2 separate regions of the Homo sapiens genome follow, and region 2 is linked to region 1. Evidence: chromatin loops called from intact Hi-C (ENCODE). Cell type or tissue: mammary epithelial cell. All regions are shown on one strand. Links, peaks and the distances in the headings refer to the core of each region. The heading gives the core; the rest is flanking DNA. Region 1 holds the start of LOC107985329 (a long non-coding RNA gene). Region 2 overlaps CYP2S1 (cytochrome P450 family 2 subfamily S member 1).

Region 1 (8,783 bases), core at 2,260-7,259:
CTGATGAAAGCCAGCTCCAGAAATGTGCCTACAGTTACTACTTTCACCTAAACCCTGCCCTTAGTCAAATCCTTCTCTTCTTCTAAGCAATCAACTTCAATTCCTTGTATAACCCACAGTATAAAAGGGCTTTTATACCATTCTATCCTATTGCATGTAAGCCTTGGGTCTGGGAGGTAACAGTGTGGGATTCCACCATCTCATCTCCCTGCCACCCAAACATGCCTGCTCTTCTTTAAGCAATATTAAATGTTTGTACTTCAGAAATTTGATTTGTCAGCCTCTTCTTCAGACTCTCAGCTTCTTTGGCCTTTGGGAGTAAATTTGCATAGGCCTGCTCAAAACAGGATGTTCTGGGGGTTTGGGGGTGTTGTTTTGTTTTGTTTTTTGTTTTGTTTAGAGACAGGGTCTCACTCTGTCACCCAGGTTGGAGTGCAGTGGTGCAATCATGGCACACTGCAGCCTCAAACTCCTAGGCTCAAGCAATCCCCCCACCTTGGCCTCCCAAAGTTCTGGGATTACAAGCATAAGCCACCATGCCCAGCCCTGGACTTTTCTTTAAAGACATTTACACAGTGTAGGAATTACTGTGGGTGCACTGCTCAGGTCCCCTTCTCCAGGATGCTCATTCCTACCTCATAGATGATTTTCCTGCAGAGATTTGACCTCAGCTGAAGGGCAGTCACCTGGTCCAGGTGGTTGCTATTCACCTCCTTCCTGAGAACAGCCAACAGCCAGGGACACGCTAGCACAGAGATATAAGAGCGACCAAGGTGAGGCCCCTTCTGTGCTGCGGTGCATGCTCCAGAGCCTCCCTGGGATCAGACTTAAGAGGGTCTCCAGCCAGATCTGGTCTTCGCTGCTTTCCTCGAGCTCCCCAGCGCACTCCTGCAATGCATCTTTTTTTTTTTTTTTTTTTTTTTTGAGACGGAGTTTCACTCTTGTTGCCCAGGCTGGAATGCAATGGCGCAATCTCAGCTCACCACAACCTCTGCCTCGCGGGTTCAAGTGATTCTCCTTCCTCAGCCTCCCAAGTACCTGGGATTACAGGCATGCACCACCACGCCCAGCTAATTTTGTATTTTTAGTAGAAACGGGTTTCTCCATGTTGGTCAGGCTGGTTTCGAACTCCTGACCTCAGTTGATCCTCCTGCCTCAGCCTTCCAAAGTGCTGGGATTACAGGTGTGAGCCACTGTGCCTGGCCCAATGCACCTCTTGAATCACCTCCTCATGCTTTGCTTTTAGAGAACATGATCCCCAACATGTGATTCCAGCAAAGATTCTAGAAAGCCAACCGTGACAATCACTTCTGGGTTTAGATGACCCCCCCCCACCACAAGATGGCAGTGAGCACCTCATCACAGAGGTGCTGATGGTCTGCAGCACCGCGCCAGGCCAGAACGTGCCTTTTACAGAAGAAAATAACCCAGTAGCTGACTAGGATGGTGAGGAGGGCTGGTGAGCACTGCGGTAGTGAGAGGGACACTAGCATCACTGAGATGCAAGTGATGGTCATTTTTCATAGGTCAAAGCTCAAAGCAGGGGACAGTTACAGGGCAGGGCTTCATAGCACCAGTGTGATGAAAGTATCTGGGAGTGGCTAAGGCCAGCACTATGCCATGGGAAGCAAGGTGGGCCTGAGGAGGAGGCAGCAGCGTCAGCCTGCAACAAGTGGGGGCTGCCCTGCAGAGACCTAAGAGTCATGTTATAGAGCACAGTGTCTGTAAGGCCAAGAAGTGTGGACAGCCAAGTGTGTCAATTACTAGACATACTCAAGAGGAGCAGGAAGGGCAGGGCATGGTGGCTCATGCCTGTAATCCCAGCTACTTGGGAGACTGAGGAAGGAGAATCGCTTGAACCCGGGAGGTGAAAATTGCAATGAGCCGAGATTTCGCCACTGCACTCCAGCCTGTGTGATGGGAGCGGGACTCCATCTCAAAACAAAAAAAGAAAAAGGAAAAAGAAAAAAAGAAAAACCTAGGTATACTTCTCAAGCAAATAAAAATAATCAAAACCAATATCATGCCCGGGCACAAATTTCATATATATAACAGATTTAAATATATGAGGGTGATTATCCTCTCATATCTCCATTTTTTTTTGTTTTTCCATTTTTTTCTTTACTAAAAAAAGTTAATGCCAATGACACACAATTTTTTTTTTTTTTTTTTTTTTTGAGATGGAGTCTCACTTCTTCGCCCTGGCTGGAGTGCAATGGCGTGATCTCGACTCACTGCAAAGTCTGCCTCCTGGGTTCAAGCAATTCTCCTGCCTCAGCCTCCCAAGTAGCTGGGACCACAGGAGTGAGCCACCACACCCAGCTAATTTTTGTATTTTTAATAGAGACGGGGTTTCACCATATTGGCCAGGCTGGTCTCAAACTCCTGATCTCAAATAATCTGCCCGCCTCGGCCTCCCAAGATTCTGGGATTATAGGCGTTGAGCCACTGCGCCCCGCCTATGTATGATTTTTTTTTTAATTTTATTTTCATAAGTTTTTGGGGAACAGGTGGTATTTTGTTACATGAGTAATTTCTTTAGTTGTGATTTGTGAGATTTTGGTTCACCCATCAACTGAGAAGTATACACTGAACCCAATTTGTGGTCTTTTATCCCTCACCCCCTTCCCACCCTTTCCCCCGGAGTCCCTGAAGTCCATTGTATCATTCTTATGCCTTTGCATCTTCATAGCTTAGCTCTTGAACCCTTACTTTCTGTTTGAGGGAGAAGACATATCATCTACAAGTAGATACTGTGTAAACATTCCATTGCATGACTATCCCATAACTTATTTATTATTTGTGTTTGGTTATTTGCTGCTATGTAACAACCCCACTCCCAACTAAATGGTGTGACAATTCCATGATTCTGTGGATCAAAAATTCTGAAAAGTCAAACCCAAGGAGTTTTGTCTCTGCTCCATGATGCTAAAGCCTCCGCAGGGGTGAGGCGAATGGCTCAGGGTGACTGAAAAGCTCAGGGTTGGAACAGCTGGGGATGAGGCCTCTATGTATAAGATGATTCTTCACTCACAGGTCTGAAACTATGGTGGGGACAGCCAGAAGGCTCGGCTCAGCTGGGACAGTCACCTGAGCCCTACACATGACCTCTCCAACATGGTGATCCTGAAGCAGTTGGGTTTCTTACACAGCATCACACTTTTCTTTTTTTTTTTTTTTTTTGAGATGAAATATTGCTCTATCACCCAGGCTGGAGTGCAGTGGCACGATCTCAGCTCACTGCAGCCTCCGCCTACCAGGTTCAAGCGATTCTCCTGCTCCAGCCTCCCAAGTTGCTGGGATTGCAGGCGCCTGCCACCAAGCCCAGCTAATTTTTGTATTTTTAGTAGAGACGGGGTTTCACCTTGTTGGCCAGGCTAGTCTTGACCTCTTGACCTCAGGCGATCCGCCTGCCTCGGCCTCCCAAAGTGCTGGGATTACAGGCATGAGCCACCGCGCCCGGCCAAAGCTCACACTTCTTATGATTCAGCCTTAGATGTCACATCAGTTCATTTTCCCCACACTTATTAGTGTTAGAAGTCACAAGCCCACCCATACTCAGGGGACTGGCACACAGACCCCACTCTCAATGGAAGGGGTGGGACACCACCATTCCTGCTGATGGGCATTTGGGTAACTTCCTGTTTGAAGCTATTAAGATTGGGCTGCTGTGGCCGGGCGCAGTGGCTCACGCCTCTAATCCCAGCACTTTGGGAGGCCGAGGCGGGCGGATCACGAAGTCAGGAGATCGAGACCATCCTGGCTAACACGGTGAAACCCCGTCTTTACTAAAAATACCAAAAAAAAAAAAAATTAGCTGGGCATGGTAGCGGGCGCCTGTAGTCCCAGCTACTCGGGAGGCTGAGGCAGGAGAACGGCGTGAACCCGGGAGGCGGAGCTTGCAGTGAGCCGAGATTGTGCCACTGCACTCCAGCCTAGGCGACAGAGCAAGACTCCGTCTCCAAAAAAAAAAAAAAAGATTGGGCTGCTGTGACTATTCTAGTAGGTGTCTTTGGTGAGCGCCTACACGTGTTTCTCTTTTTCTCTTTAGTATATGCCCAGGAGGGGAACTGCTGGCTCCCAGATACCGTATGTTCAGGGTCACACACACTTCCACAGGGTTTTCCAAAGCCCTTGTACCAGCACGCACTCCCAGCACCTGTGTGACTGCTCCAGCTGTCCCACAGTCTCATCAGTTCTATTGCTGATATTTTCATTTTAGCTTAAGTTATATTTAATAGGAAAATTACCGTTGCCTCTGCCCCCCGTTCCTGCCTGTAGGAGTTTCTCGTAGCTGTTGCTACAGGTGGCCACAAATCTGTCACTTAAACCCACACAAATTGATGTCCTTATGGCTTTGGAGTCAGAAGTGTCAACTGAAGGTACTAGCAGGGCTGTACTGACCTGGTGGCCTCAGGGAGCATCTGTGCTGCTTCTCCACCTTCTAGAGGCTGCTGCATCCCTCGCTCCAGCCCCTTCCTGACACCACTCACCCTCCTACTTCTGTTATCACATCCTCACCTTCTCTGTGTTCAGGGCTCCCTCTGTCTCTCTCTTGCAAGCACACTTGGGATTCCATTGAGGGCCACCCACATAACCCAGGAGAATTTCTCCACCTCAATATCCTTAACAACTGCAGAGCCCTTTTGCCATAAAAGTTACCATTCACGGGTTCCAGGGATTGTGACATGGGTAGCTTTAGGAGTGATTATTCCTGCCTGTCTCCCGCTCACCAGAACTTGGACTTTCTCTCTCAACAGGAGCCCCCTGTGTGGGAATAGCCTGTCTCAACGACGCCCTCTATAAGGACCTGCTTCCTCAAAGGACCTCATAGTCGGGTCCTGCCCCTCAGTGTCCAGTCTGCCTTGGCTGGAGGGGCTGCAGGGGTGTGTTGGCGCCACCTGGTGGAGACAGGGCATCACAGCAGGTGGGAGCCCAGTAGAAGCACAACCAAAACATGGGTAATGTTTAAAATTTTCTGGCTAAGCGCTGTGGCTCACGCCTGTAATTCCAGCACTTTGGGAGGCCGAGGTGGGTGGATCACATGAGGACGGGAGTTTGAGACCAGCCTGGCCAACATGGTGAAACATCCCCTCTACTAAAAAATACAGAAAAATTAGCTGGACATGTGGCGCGCTCCTGTAATCCCAGCTACTCGAGAGGCTGAGACACGAGAATCGCTTCAACCCCGGAGGGGTTGCCGAGATCGCGCCACTGCACTCCAGGCTGGGCGATAGAGCGAGACTCTGTCTCAAAAAAAAAAAAAGAAGAGGGGAGGCGAGGGGAGGGGAGGGGAAAAGGGGGAATTTGTTTGGAGCTGAGACATCCATCTTCTCCTGACCTCAGATATTTGCACTCCTGGTTATGAAGCCTTCACACTTGGACTGAATACACCACCAGCTTTCCCGATTTCCAGCGTGCAAATGGCAGATCGTGAGACTTCTCAGCTTCCATAATTACATGAGCCAATTTATATATATAAATTGGGTCCTCCAGAAAAACAGAATAAATTATATATATAATTATACGCATAACTTAATTAAATTATACGTATAACTTAGCTATATATATAATTTATTCTGTTTTTCTGAAGAACCCTACTGACACAAATGTTGAGCATCTTTTCATGTGCTTATTGGCTTAATAACTTGTACATCTTCTTTGGGGAAATGTCTATTCAAGTTCTTTGCCCATTTTGTAACTGAACTATTAATATTTGTCTTTACATTGTTGAGTTGTAAAAGTTCCTTATATATTCTAGATACTAGAGCCTTATCAGATATATTTCTGCAACTATTTTCTCCTAATATATAGGTTGTGTTTTTATTTTCTTTTTCTTTTTTTTTTTATTGAGACAGTCTCACTCTGTCACCCAGGCTGGAGTGCAGTGGCATGATCTTGGCTCACTGCAGACTCGACCTGCCAGGCTCAAGCAATTCTCCCACTTCAGCCTCCTGAGTAGCTGAGGTTATAGGCACTTGCCATCGCACCCAGCTAATTTTTGTATTTTTTAGTAGAGCCGAGGTTTCGCCATGTTGCCTAGGTTGGTCTTGAACTCCCTGCCTCAAAGCGATCTGTCAGCCTCAGTCTCCCTAAGTGCTGGAAGTACAGGTGTGAGCCACAGTGCCCGGCCATCTATTTTCAATAGTGTTTTTTGATGTACACAGGTTTGGAATTTTGATAATGTTCAATTCATCCATTTTTTTTTTTTTTTTTTTGGTTCTTTCTACTGGACCACCACTCTTGAGCCCTCTAATCCAACCTCCACGCGGCAGCCAGAGGGAGCTCTCTAAATGTAATTACTCTTTCCCTGCTCCACCTGCTCAAAACAGTGTCACATTTGTGATTTAAAACAGTATTTCTCAAACCTAATTTGCAAACAAAGCAGGTGGAACTCTTCTTGTATGCACAGCATCTGATTTGGTTGGTCTGGCATGGGTCTGGGAGTGAGCACACCTACCAAGCGGCTGCTGGGGTAACTTGCGTTTTCCACTGATGATTTCAGCAATGTTTCCGGTCCCACATGCTCCTCCAGAACCTTGTACTCCCCCATGAAAAGGTGGAGTCCATTTCCCCTTCCTTTATTTATTTTTTTGAGACGAAGTTTCACTCTTGTTGCCCAGGCTGGAGCGCAATGGCGTGATCTCAGCTCACCGCAACCTCCGCCTCCTGGGTTCAAGCAATGCTTCTACCTCAGCCTCCCGAGTAGCTGGGATTACAGGTATGTGCCACCACGCCCAGCTAATTTTGTATTTTTAGTAGAGACGGGGTTTCTCCATGTCGGCCAGGCTGGTCTCAAACTCCCGACCTCAGGTGATCCGCCCGCCTCAGCCTCCCAAAGTGCTGGGATTACAGGCGGGAGCCACCGCGCCCGGCTATTTCCCCTTCCTTTGAACCTGATCAGGACTTGACGATGGCATCAACATGGTGAGAGTGACCCTGCATGGCTTATGAGGCTGGGTTACACAAGGCGATGTTGCTTCTGACTGGCTCCCTCTCAGGATACATGCCCTTGGAACCCATCCTCTAAGCTCCTTGGGAGCCCAACTTAGCCCATGTGGAGACAAGACAGGGAGAGAAACAGAGGCACCCCCAGCCCTCAGCCAGCATCAACCGCCAGACAGGAGAGCAAATGCGCCAACAATGATTCCAGCTGAAGCCTCAGACAGCGTGGAGCAGAGATGAGGGATCCCTGCAGATTGCAGATGCGTGAGCAAAATGCATGCTGTCACTGTTTTGAAACAACAATGTCTGGGGGCTGTTTGTTATGCAGCAATAGACAGCTGTAACAATGCTGTTACTGCTGTATTCCATGAATGACTGCACTTTGAGTAGCAGGGGGCTAGATCACTAGATAAGCCCCATGGCTTCTGTGTATGCTATTTTTCTACTTTTATATCCTTTTCATTCACTTTTTTTTTTTTTTTTTTTGAGACAGAGTCTCACTCTGTTGCCCAGGTGGGAGTGCAGTGGTGCAATCTTGGCGGACTGCAACCTCCACTTCCCGGGTTCAAGCAATTATTGTGCCTCAGCCTCCTGAGTAGCTGCGACTATAGATGCACCCCCATGCCTGGCTAGTTTCCGTATTTTTAGTAGAGACGGGGTTTTGCCATGTTGGCCAGGCTGATCTCAGACTCCTGACCTCAGGTGATCCACCCACCTTGGCCTCCCAAAGTGCTGGGATTACAGGCGTGAACCACTGCACCCAGCCTCATTCACTTTCTTTACTTGGCTCATTTTTCCTTGTTGCCTCAATTCTCCTCTAAGATCACTTTCCTGACATTTCAGCCTGGGCCTGTTGCCTTCTCTGGGTCCCCTCCGCCTCCTGTGCCTCCCCCATCTCAGCCTTGATCCCTCAGATTATACTTCCTCTGTCCCCACCCTGACCATCTTGGCTGTCCCTGGATAGGGATGGGTATCTTCTCCCACTGGTCTGGGAGATCTGGAAGGACAGGCCTGGAAAAGACTTGGTCACTGCTGGAAGGAGCTCAGTTAGTGTGGTGCTGAGGACAGTACGGGTGAGGCTGGCCCCTTCACCCAAACTCCCACTCTCTTCCATAGATTTCACCTCTGTGGCCCAGGCCATAGGATTAGGGCAACTCCCCTTAAACATCGAGTCCATCCTCCAAGCTGTCCTTTTTTTTTTTTTTTTTTTTTTTTTTGAGACAGAGTCTCGCTCTGTTGCCCAGGCTGGAGTGCAGTGGCGCGATCTCGGCTCACTGCAAGCTCCACCTCCAGGGTTCACTCCATTCTCCTGCCTCAGCCTCCCGAGTAGCTGGGACTACAGGAGCCTGCCACCACACCCGGCTAATTTTTTGTATTTTTAGTTGAGACGGGGTTTCACCGTGTTAGTCAGGATGGTCTCGATCTCCTGACCTCGTGATCCGCCCGCCTCGGCCTCCCAAAGTGCTGGGATTACAGGCGTGAGCCATCGCGCCCGGCCTCATGCTGTTCTTGAATAGTGAGCACCTGTTACAAGTCGCCCCACCAGCCTCTCACTTGTACCCCCCTCATCTCTTTCTCCCCAAGAGACAGAGGACCCTGGCACTTGTGAAGCATGACCCAGACCCTGGGGCCATGGCATCCAACATCCTCATTCCCCATGACCCCTACTGTCTAGATGTAGCTGCCAAGAGACCCCCAGACTCCCCGGGCCTCTGTCTAGAGTGCCAAGACAGAGAGAGAATGCCCTGCCGCTTGCATGCTTTGTGGGGTGTCCTTCCCCCTTCCCTGGCTGCTAGGCGTGACTTCAACGTTCTCCCCAACCCCCAAACAGCAGCACT
Region 2 (8,783 bases), core at 3,784-8,783, 240 kb after region 1:
GCCCAGCCCGCCTCTTTATTATTTTTTTTATTATTTAAAAAAAAAAATTTTTTTTTTGAGGCAGAGTCTCACTCTGTCGCTTAGGCTGGAGTGCAGTGGTGTGATCTCGGCTCACTGCAAGCTCTGCCTCCCGGGTTCACACCATTCTCCTGCCTCAGCCTCCTAAGTAGCTGGGACTACAGGTGCCCGCCACCATGCCCGGCTATAGCCCACCTCTTTAAATAAATAGGTCTGCTTGTATTTCTACCTGATTCCAGATTTCCCTGAATGTGAATTTTGACTGCAAAGGAATGCAAATCATTGCCTTAATTTAATTTTTTATTTTTTTGAGATGGAGTCTTACTCTGTCACCCAGGCTGGAGTGCTGTGGCACAGTCCTGGCTCACTGCAACCTCTGCCTGCTGGGTTCAAGCAATTCTCCTGTCTCAGCCTCCTGAGTAGCTGGGATTACAGGTGCCTGCCATCATGCCTGGCTAGTTTTTGTATCTTTGGTAAAGACCGCGTTTCACCATGTTGTCCAGGCTGCTCTCGAACTCCTGACCTCAAGTGATCTGCCTGCCTCAGCCTCCCCAAAGTGCTGGGATTAAAGGCGTGAGCCACCGCACCTGGCCCCATTGCCTTACTTTTAAAAGAAGAAAACCTTAAACTTCATTCCTTTTCAAAGTGCACCGACATATAAAAAATAGTAATAATATTAAATCCAAGAAGAACTTAGCAGATATTTATTTCCTACGAAGTTCTGAAAGTTTTCACATTTCTTTCTGGATTTTTTTTTTTTCCCTTGAATCAGAGTCTTGCCCTTTTGGCCAGGCTGGTCTTGAACCCTTGGGCTCAAGCAATCCTCCCACCTCGGTCCCTCAACAAGGGTTACAGGTGTGAGCCACTGTGCCTGGCCCACATTTCTTACATCTTATCAATTTATTAAGGCTTTAAGATGGTAAAGCCTCAGTCAAGGTGTGACCAGCTAGGAGGTGGCAAAGTTAGGATCTGATTCCAATCTCATCTTTCAGTTCTCTATTATTCTCTGTTTTGTGCTATCTCTATAGAACTTAAGCCAATAAAGTGTTAACATCTTGGATTTTTTTTTTTAAAAAAGAAGCTTTCGCTAATGATATATGCATTGCTTAAGTTTTTTGATGAACTGATACGTGCGTTTACTCGGAAATGCCTAAAAAGTCCTGAACTGGTCTGGGCATGGTGGCTCACACCTGGCCAACACGATGAAACCCCATCTGTACTAAAAAAACAAAAATTAACCAGGCGCTCGCTGGTAATCCCAGTTACTCAGGAGGCTGAGGCAGGAGAATCGCTTGAACCTGGGAGGTGGAGGCTGCAGTGAGCCAAGATCATGCCACTGCACTCCAGGTTGGGTGACAGAGTGAGACTTCGTCTAAAAAAAAAAAAAATTGGCCAGGCGCAGTGGCTCACACCTGTAGTCCCAGCACTTTGGGAGGCAGAGGCAGGCAGATCACATGAGGTCGGGAGTTTGAGGCCAGCTTGACCAATATGGAGAAATCCCGTCTCTACTAAAAACACAAAAATTAGCCACGCGTGGTGGCGCATGCCTGTAATCCCGGCTATTTGGGAGGCTGAGGCAGAAGAATCACTTGAACCCAGGAGGTGGAGGTTGCCGTGAGCCGAGATCACACCATTGCACTCCAGTCTGGGCAACAAGAGCAAAACTCTGTCTCAAAATAAATAGATAAATAAATAAATCCTGAGCTGGTGGTCAGGTGTGTAGAAACGTCAGAAAGCAGTGTAGCAAAGTGCTAGTGGGAGAACCCAGGAAGTGCACAAGGTGTTCCTTGTACAATTCCCTCAACTTTGCTGCATGTTTGAAAACTGTCCTCATAAAATGTCAAGGGCAAAAATATCTTTAACTCTCAGAAATGTGCATTAAATTGCTTTCTGTAATTTGCCTTAAAATAATCTTTAAGGCCAGGCGCGGTGGCTCACACCTGTAATCCCAGCACTTTGGGAGGCCGAGATGGGCGGATCACCTGAGGTTGGGAGTTTGAGACCAGCCTGACCAACCTGGAGAAACCTCGTCTCTACTAAAAATACAAAATTAGCTGGACATGGTGGTGCATGCCTGTAATCCCAGCTACTAGGGATGCTGAGGCAGGAGAATCGCTTGAACCTGGGAGGCGGAGGTTGCGGTGAGCTGAGATCACGCCATTGCACTCCAGCCTGGGCAACAATAGCGAAACTCCATCTCAAATAAAAAAATAATAATAATAAAAAAATAATCTTTAAAAAGCAATAGGTGGCCAGGCACGGTGGCTCATACCAGTAATCTCAGCACTTTGGGAGGCCAAGGTGGGCAGATCACCTGAGGTCAGGAGTTCGAGACCAGCCTGGTCAACATGGCAAAACCCCATCTCTACTACAAATAAAAAAATTAGCCAGGCTTGGTGGCAGGCACCTGTAATTCCAGCTACTCGGGAGGTCAAGGCAGGAGAACTGCTTGAACCTAAGAGGCGGAGGTTACAGTGAGCCGAGATGATGCCACTGCACTCCAGCATGGGCAACAGAGTGAGACTCTGTCTCAAAAATAAAAGATAAATAAGTAAATAAAAAGCAATAGATAAAATAAAAATATCAGGGCAGGGTGCAGTGACTCACGCCTATAATCCCAGCACTTTGGGAGGCTGGGATGGAAACTCTTGAGGCCTGGAATTTGAGACCAGCACAGGCTGTATAGTGAGACTTTCTCTATAGAAAATAAAAATAAGAAATTTAGCTGGGTGTGGTGGCACGCATCTGTAGTCCCAGCTGCTTGGAGGCCGAGGCGGGAGGATCACTTGAGCCTAGGAGTCTGAAGCCACAGTGAACTATGAGATCATGCTACTGCACCCCAGCTTGGGCAACAAAGCAAAACCCTATCTCAAAATAAAAAAAAAAAAAAAGAGGCAGAAAAGGATATAGATGAAGTAAAAGCTGCAGAAAGTTGATGACTATTGAAATGAGGCTGGGTGATGGGCACCTGGGGGCTCATTGTATCTTTCTACTTTTGCGTATGTTTGCAAACTTCTTTGCTAGATAAGAAATTTATCTAGTAGCGACTCACGCCTGTAATCCCAGCATTTTGGGAGGCCGAGACTGGCAGATCATCTGAGGTCAGGAGTTCGAGACCAGCCTGGCCAACATGGTGAAACCCCATCTCTACTAAAAATACAAAAATTAGCTGGGCGTGGTGGCACACACCTGTAATCCCAGCTACTTGGGAGGCTGAGGCAGGAGAATGGCTTGAACCCGGAGGCGGAGGCTGCAGTGAGCCAAGATCACACCACTGCACTCCAGCCTGGGTGACAGAGTGAGACTCCGTCTCAAAAAAAAAAAAAAAAAAAAAAAGAAAGGAAATTTACAAATGCCTCTGGTTTCCTTGTGAAGGGGAGGCAAGAGAAAAAGGGTGGAAGAAATGGGAGTGGGCTTAGAGTCTGTGTTGCAAGCTAGTTCCTGTACTCAAGTTTGAAGAGTCTCTAGGGTCTGGATCTAGTTGGCTTCAGGCTCTCCCTGGCTGAGGAAGCCCCCAAGGTCCACAGTCCAGCTTGGGTTACCCCCTCCTTGCCCACTTCCCACCGCCGGACACCTTGGCCCTTTTTGGAAATGAGGCCCAGGGCGTCACCAGCCCTGCCCCTCCTCCCAGCTCCACATCTGGTCCTGATGTCAACAGCCAGGGTGGGCGGTGGCCATGTTTTTCAGCTCCCGCCCAGCCTCAGGGGAGGGGTGGACTCCCCTGTCCCCACCCCTTACTCACAGTGACTGACACGGGTCACACACGCAGTAGGCTAAAGGCCAGAAACAAACTTTAATTCCCAAGCCGGACCCTTAAGTCACAAGGAACGTCAGATCCGGCTCACTCCCTGACAGGGTGAATTGGAAACTGGCCCCTACTTGGTCTCTAACCCCTTCCACTGGGTCTAGTGGGGACTCTGACGCCGAACAGGGGCTGTAGATCAGTGAGTGTGTATGTGTGTGTGGAGGGGCAGCAGGGGCCGCTTTCCACGTGGTTACATAAGCACGTGTTGGGGTTGGGCAGGTGTTCCTCCGGTCTGAGGGTCCTCGTATGTCCAAAGTCTCTGTGCATAATCGCAGACCCAGATGTGTTTGCATTTGGTAGAATCAGGGTGCTTAAAAAGGGGTGACTGAGGGCTGCAGTTGCAGAGGTGGCTGGGGACTGTGCCTCTGTGGGGGCGGCGTGTCTCAGTGGGAAGATACTCTGGGGAGCCAGGACGATGTCGTACGTGGGTAGCTGTGTGGACAAGTGGTTGGGGGTGTGTGGACATCGGTGGTCACAGGCTGGGAGAGTGGTGTAGCCAAGAGAGGGAGCATGAGTTGGGGCCATAGACAGCGACAGTCTCTGGGTGGCATGACCCCGGAGGGGGCATGCTGTTCCCTGTGCCAGGCACCAGGGACAGGGACACTGAGAAGTTCGATGAATGGAGAGGGCGTGTGAGCTGTGAACATGTGTGGCCGTTTCTGTGGCTTGTGAAGGTGACAGCCAGACTCCCACGTGTGGGCTGCAGATCCAGGGGAGTTGGTGGGTTACCTGGCTATGTGCTTGTGATTGCAGATGGACTATATTTATGTCTGTGGAAAGCTAACCCAGCAGTTGCTTTGTGGCCCTTGTAGTTGTGTATGGGTGTGCGGTTGTGCATCTTAGCAGCATGAGTCAAGTGAGCGTGTGGGCCGTGGGACAGACTCCGGAAAACAACTGCAGGCGTGTAAATGTGGCTGCCTGCAGTGTACACTCTGGAGACATTAACCCTGTCCATGCCCACTGTTGAGGCTGGAGGCACCGTCCTGGGCACCCACCACTTCCAAGTTGCCTTCCTTCATCTGGTCTGCGTGGTGGAGTGAAGGTCAGTGGGACGGACTTGCAGCTGGAAGGCTGGGGGAATGTTGAAAAGGCCACTGACGGTGGGCTTGAGGCTCAGGGTGTCCGGCGGGCACGGGCTCTCCAGGGAGAAGGCTTGTAGGATGGTGGTGAAGAAGAGGAAGAGCTCCGCTTTTGCCAGGCCCTCTCCAAGGCAGACACGCTTCCCTGGTGAGGAGAGAGAGAGAGAGAGGGCTGAGTCAGTATTCCTCACACCCAGGCCCACGGGGGGAACAGCAGGTGGAGGAGCCAACAGTAAGCCCAGGGTGCAGAAGGGTGCCCCCAGCTGGCACAGATGCCTGGAGTTCGCCAGCACCTGCTTGTGATACCCAGGGCTGCAGCAGATACCTAAGGAGAAGGGCAGGAACGCCTCATGCTTCCTGAACCGTCCATCTGCATCCAGGAAACGGTCTGGGTTGAACTCTTCTGGGTGCTTGAAGATGTTGGGGTCATGCAGGATGGAGCCAAGGAGGGGGAAGACCTCCGTGCCCTGAGGGGAAATAATAATGAAACTATAAACCCCTTCCCACCCCAGTCCATTTGGTCCTCGAGTGTGGAGTACAAGTCTCGGGTGCCAGGGACACTAGTTCACAAAACCTAATGGCATCAACATTTGTGGAGTGTTGAGTGGCGTGCAGTGGCTCATGCCTGTAATCCCAGCCACGTGGGAGGCTGAGGTGAGAGAAGCATTTGAGCCCAGGAGTTTGAGACCAGCCTGGGCAATATAACAAGACCTTGTCTCTAGGAAAAATTAAAAAATTAGCCAGGCATGGTGGTATGAGCCCGTTGTCCCAGCTGCTCAGGAGGCTGACGTGGGAGGATCACTTGAGCCTAGGAGTTCAAGGCTGCTGTGAGCTATGCTTGTACCACTGCACCCCAGCCTGGGAGACAAAGAGAGACCCTGTCAAGAAAGAAAGAGAGAAAGAGAGGAAGACAGGAAGGGAGGAAGGGAGGAAGGGAGGAAGGAAGAAAGGAAGAAAGAGAGAGAGAGAGAAAGAAAAAGAAAAGAAAGAAAGAGAGAGAGAGAGAAAGAAAGAAAGAAAGAGAGAAAGAAAGAGAGAGAGAGAAAGAAAGAAAGAAAGAAAGAAAGAAAGAAAGAAAGAAAAAAAGAAAGAAAGAAAGGCAAAGAATAGTAGTTAAGGCATAGTCTCTGAGTTCAAATCTTGAATCTACTATTTGCAGGCTGGGGGACCTTGGCAAATCCTCTAAAAACTTTTCAAGCTCTCAGTTTCCTTATCTGTAAGATGGGCATGATAATGGTATAGGGTTGCTTTAAAGATTAAATGAGATAATAGATATGCAAAGCACTCAGAATAACCCCTGGTGCAGAGCAGGTCCTCAAGCCTGGATACCTGTCATTATCATCATTAAATTGTTGCTGCCTGGTACACAGGACCGGTTCCCAAGAGTTGAGTTGGTGTTTGTTTTACAAGCATTATCTTACAGCTTCAAGTTGATACTATTATTGTTTCTAATGTAGAGGAGGGATATATTGAGGTTCAGGGGGGGAAGTGATTTGCCCAAGGCCCCATCTACAAAACAGGAGGGGGTAGGCCAGGTGCAGTGGCTCACGCCTGTAATCCCAGCACTTTAGGAGGCCGAGGCAGGCAGTTCATGAGGTCAGGAGTTTGAGACCAGCCTGACCAACATGGTGAAAACCCATCTCTACTAAAAAGACAAAAATTAGCCGGGTGTGGTGGCATACACCTGTAATCCCAGCTACCCAGGAGGCTGAGGCAAGAGAATTGCTTGAACCTGGGAGGCGGAGGTTGCAGTGAGCCGAGATCACGCCAGTGCACTCCAGCCTGGGCAACAGAGCGAGACTCCATCTCGGAAAAAAAAAAAAAAAAAAAAAGAAGAAGAAGAAAAAGAAAATAGCAGCATAGCAGCACTGGATCCTAACTGCCATAGGTTTGATTCTGCAGTGAAGGTGGAGGAGGGAGCTGCTTGCATAAACTGCTGGGGTTTCTGGGGAAACATCGCCCCCTTTTGGTTCTGCATCGGAGCTGCTCTCCAGTGAAGGGCACTGAGATTGAGAGAGAGAGACAGAGGAGAGAATGTGTCTGCAGCAGGGGCTAAGGGTCAAGAGGGCTTCCCTTAGTCCTGGACTTGCTCCTCAGTTTTCAAACTGCTTCTCTGTATGTTACCTCATTCGATTGTCCCAACCACCTTGGAAGGAGGTAGAATTGGGAGATCTGTGGGGCAGATGGGGCCCAGAGATAGAGTCAAAGGGGAAGAAAACACAAACCAAAAAGAAACAGAAAGAGTTAAAAGATGCAGAAAGCATGGCTGGGTGCGGTGGCTCACGCCTGTAATCCCAGCACTTTGGGAGGCCGAAGCGGGCAGATCACGAGGTCAGGAGTTCAAGACCAGCCTGACCAACATAATGAAACCCCGTGTCTACTAAAAATACAAAAAATTAGCTGGGCGTGGTGGTGGGCACCTGTAATCCCAGCTACTCAGGAGGCTGAGGCAGGAGAATCACTTGAACCTGGGAGGCGGAGGTTGCAGTGAGCTGAGATCACGCCATTGCACTCCAGCCCGGGCGACAGTGCGAGACTCTGTCTCAAAAAAAGAAAAAAAATATATGCAGAAAGGGAGGGGGTGTCAGAGAAAGAAGGAGAAGAAAGATGCAGGGGGGTAGGAGTGGAGGAGGAAGACAGAGACAGAGAAAGAGAGGGAGATAAAGACAGAGAGAGAGAGAGAGAGACACTAAGATCAAGAAAAAGTCAGGGAGACACTGACAGCAAACCACCCGGGCTCAGGCCCCGAGGCAGAGAACCATGGGTGGCAGCCATACGCATACCCACCTGGGGCAGGGTGTACCCTCGGAAGCGGGTGGTCCGCATGAGGGTGCGGGGTATTCCCATGGGCACCAGCGCCAGCAGCCGCTGCGCCTCATGCAGAACCGCGTCGGTGTAAGGGAGGCGGGTACGGTCCCCTAGGCTTGGTGCCTGGCCAGCCCCCAGCTCCCGATTCAGCTCCTCACGTACCCACTCTGCAAGCAAGAGGAGGGCAGGAGTCAGACGGGGGTAGGGCCCAGGGATCCTCCTCTCAGAAGCCCATCTGCTTGCATAGCTGTAGTTTGGGGTGAGGCTGACAGGTGGGGAGGAGTGGTCCCCCAGCCCTCACTGAGCCCAAAGACCACACATCTTGTGTGTTGGGTGTTCCATCTATCTTCTCTCTCTCTTATTTTATTTTATTTTATTTCATTTTATTATTATTATTTTTTTTTGCAACGGAGTTTTGCTCTTGTTGCCCAGGCTGGAGTGCAATGGTGCGATCTTGGCTCACCACAACCTCTGCCTCCCGGATTCAAGCGATTCTCCCGCCTCAGCCTCCTGAGTAGCTGGGATTACACGCTCTGCCACCCAGGCTGGAGTGCAGTGGCGCGATCCTGGCTTGCTGCAACTCCGCCTCCCGGGTTCAGGAGATTCTCCCACCTCAGCCTCCCGAGTAGCTGGGACTACAGACGCCTGCCATCATGCCCAGCTCATTTTTGTATTTTCAATAGAGACAGGGTTTCACCATGTTAGCGAGGCTGGTCTCGAACTCCTGACCTCAGGTGATCCACCTGCCTTGGCCTCCCAAAGTGCTGGGATTACAGATGTGAGCCACCGTACCTGGCCTTCTCTCTCTCTCTTTTTTTTTTGAGACAGGGTCTTACTCTGTTGCCCAGGCTGGTGCAGTAGTACAATGACGGCTCACTGTAATAGCCTTCATCTCACCTCCTGGGCTCAGGTGATCCTTCCACCTCAGTCTCCTGAGTAGCTATGACCACAGGCACGCACCACCACACCCAGCTAATTTTTCTATTTTCGGTAGAGACAGGGCCTCATTATGCTGCCCAGGCTGATCTTGAACTCCTAGCCTCAAGTGATCCTCCCACCTCAGCCTCCCAAAG

What was found. Hi-C counts contacts between places; a loop is a spot of excess contacts. Peaks named below come from ENCODE experiments on the same cell type or tissue, not always from the same donor. Only the 100,000 strongest peaks of a DNase experiment are listed, where the experiment ranks them.
Region 2: it touches region 1 in a loop (7-fold over the local background); 24 of 110 quality-filtered maps call a loop at or near these places.

Annotation. Positions count from the first base shown.
Region 1 is chr19:41,445,653-41,454,435 of GRCh38, reverse strand. LOC107985329 (a long non-coding RNA gene) reads left to right here and starts at 4,844. Exons shown (of 2, transcript XR_001753941.2): 1 at 4,844-4,927; 2 at 5,347-5,501. It overlaps PCAT19 (prostate cancer associated transcript 19), which reads left to right. Exons shown (of 3, transcript NR_136334.1): 3 at 1-267. RefSeq lists an enhancer at 5,168-5,227. In mammary epithelial cell, for the core only: CTCF peaks have their summits at 4,903 (motif pointing left) and 6,263; a DNase peak (open chromatin) is centred at 4,915; H3K4me3 peaks cover 322 bases.
Region 2 is chr19:41,202,544-41,211,326 of GRCh38, reverse strand. It overlaps CYP2S1 (cytochrome P450 family 2 subfamily S member 1), which reads right to left. Exons shown (of 9, transcript NM_030622.8): 7 at 7,690-7,877; 8 at 5,228-5,369; 9 at 3,788-5,047. The coding sequence ends at 4,839. Among named protein-coding and RNA genes, the nearest start is that of AXL, 12 kb to the left of the region's middle. RefSeq lists an enhancer at 3,532-4,309. In mammary epithelial cell, for the core only: CTCF peaks have their summits at 5,168 (motif pointing left) and 6,869 (motif pointing left); a DNase peak (open chromatin) is centred at 6,856.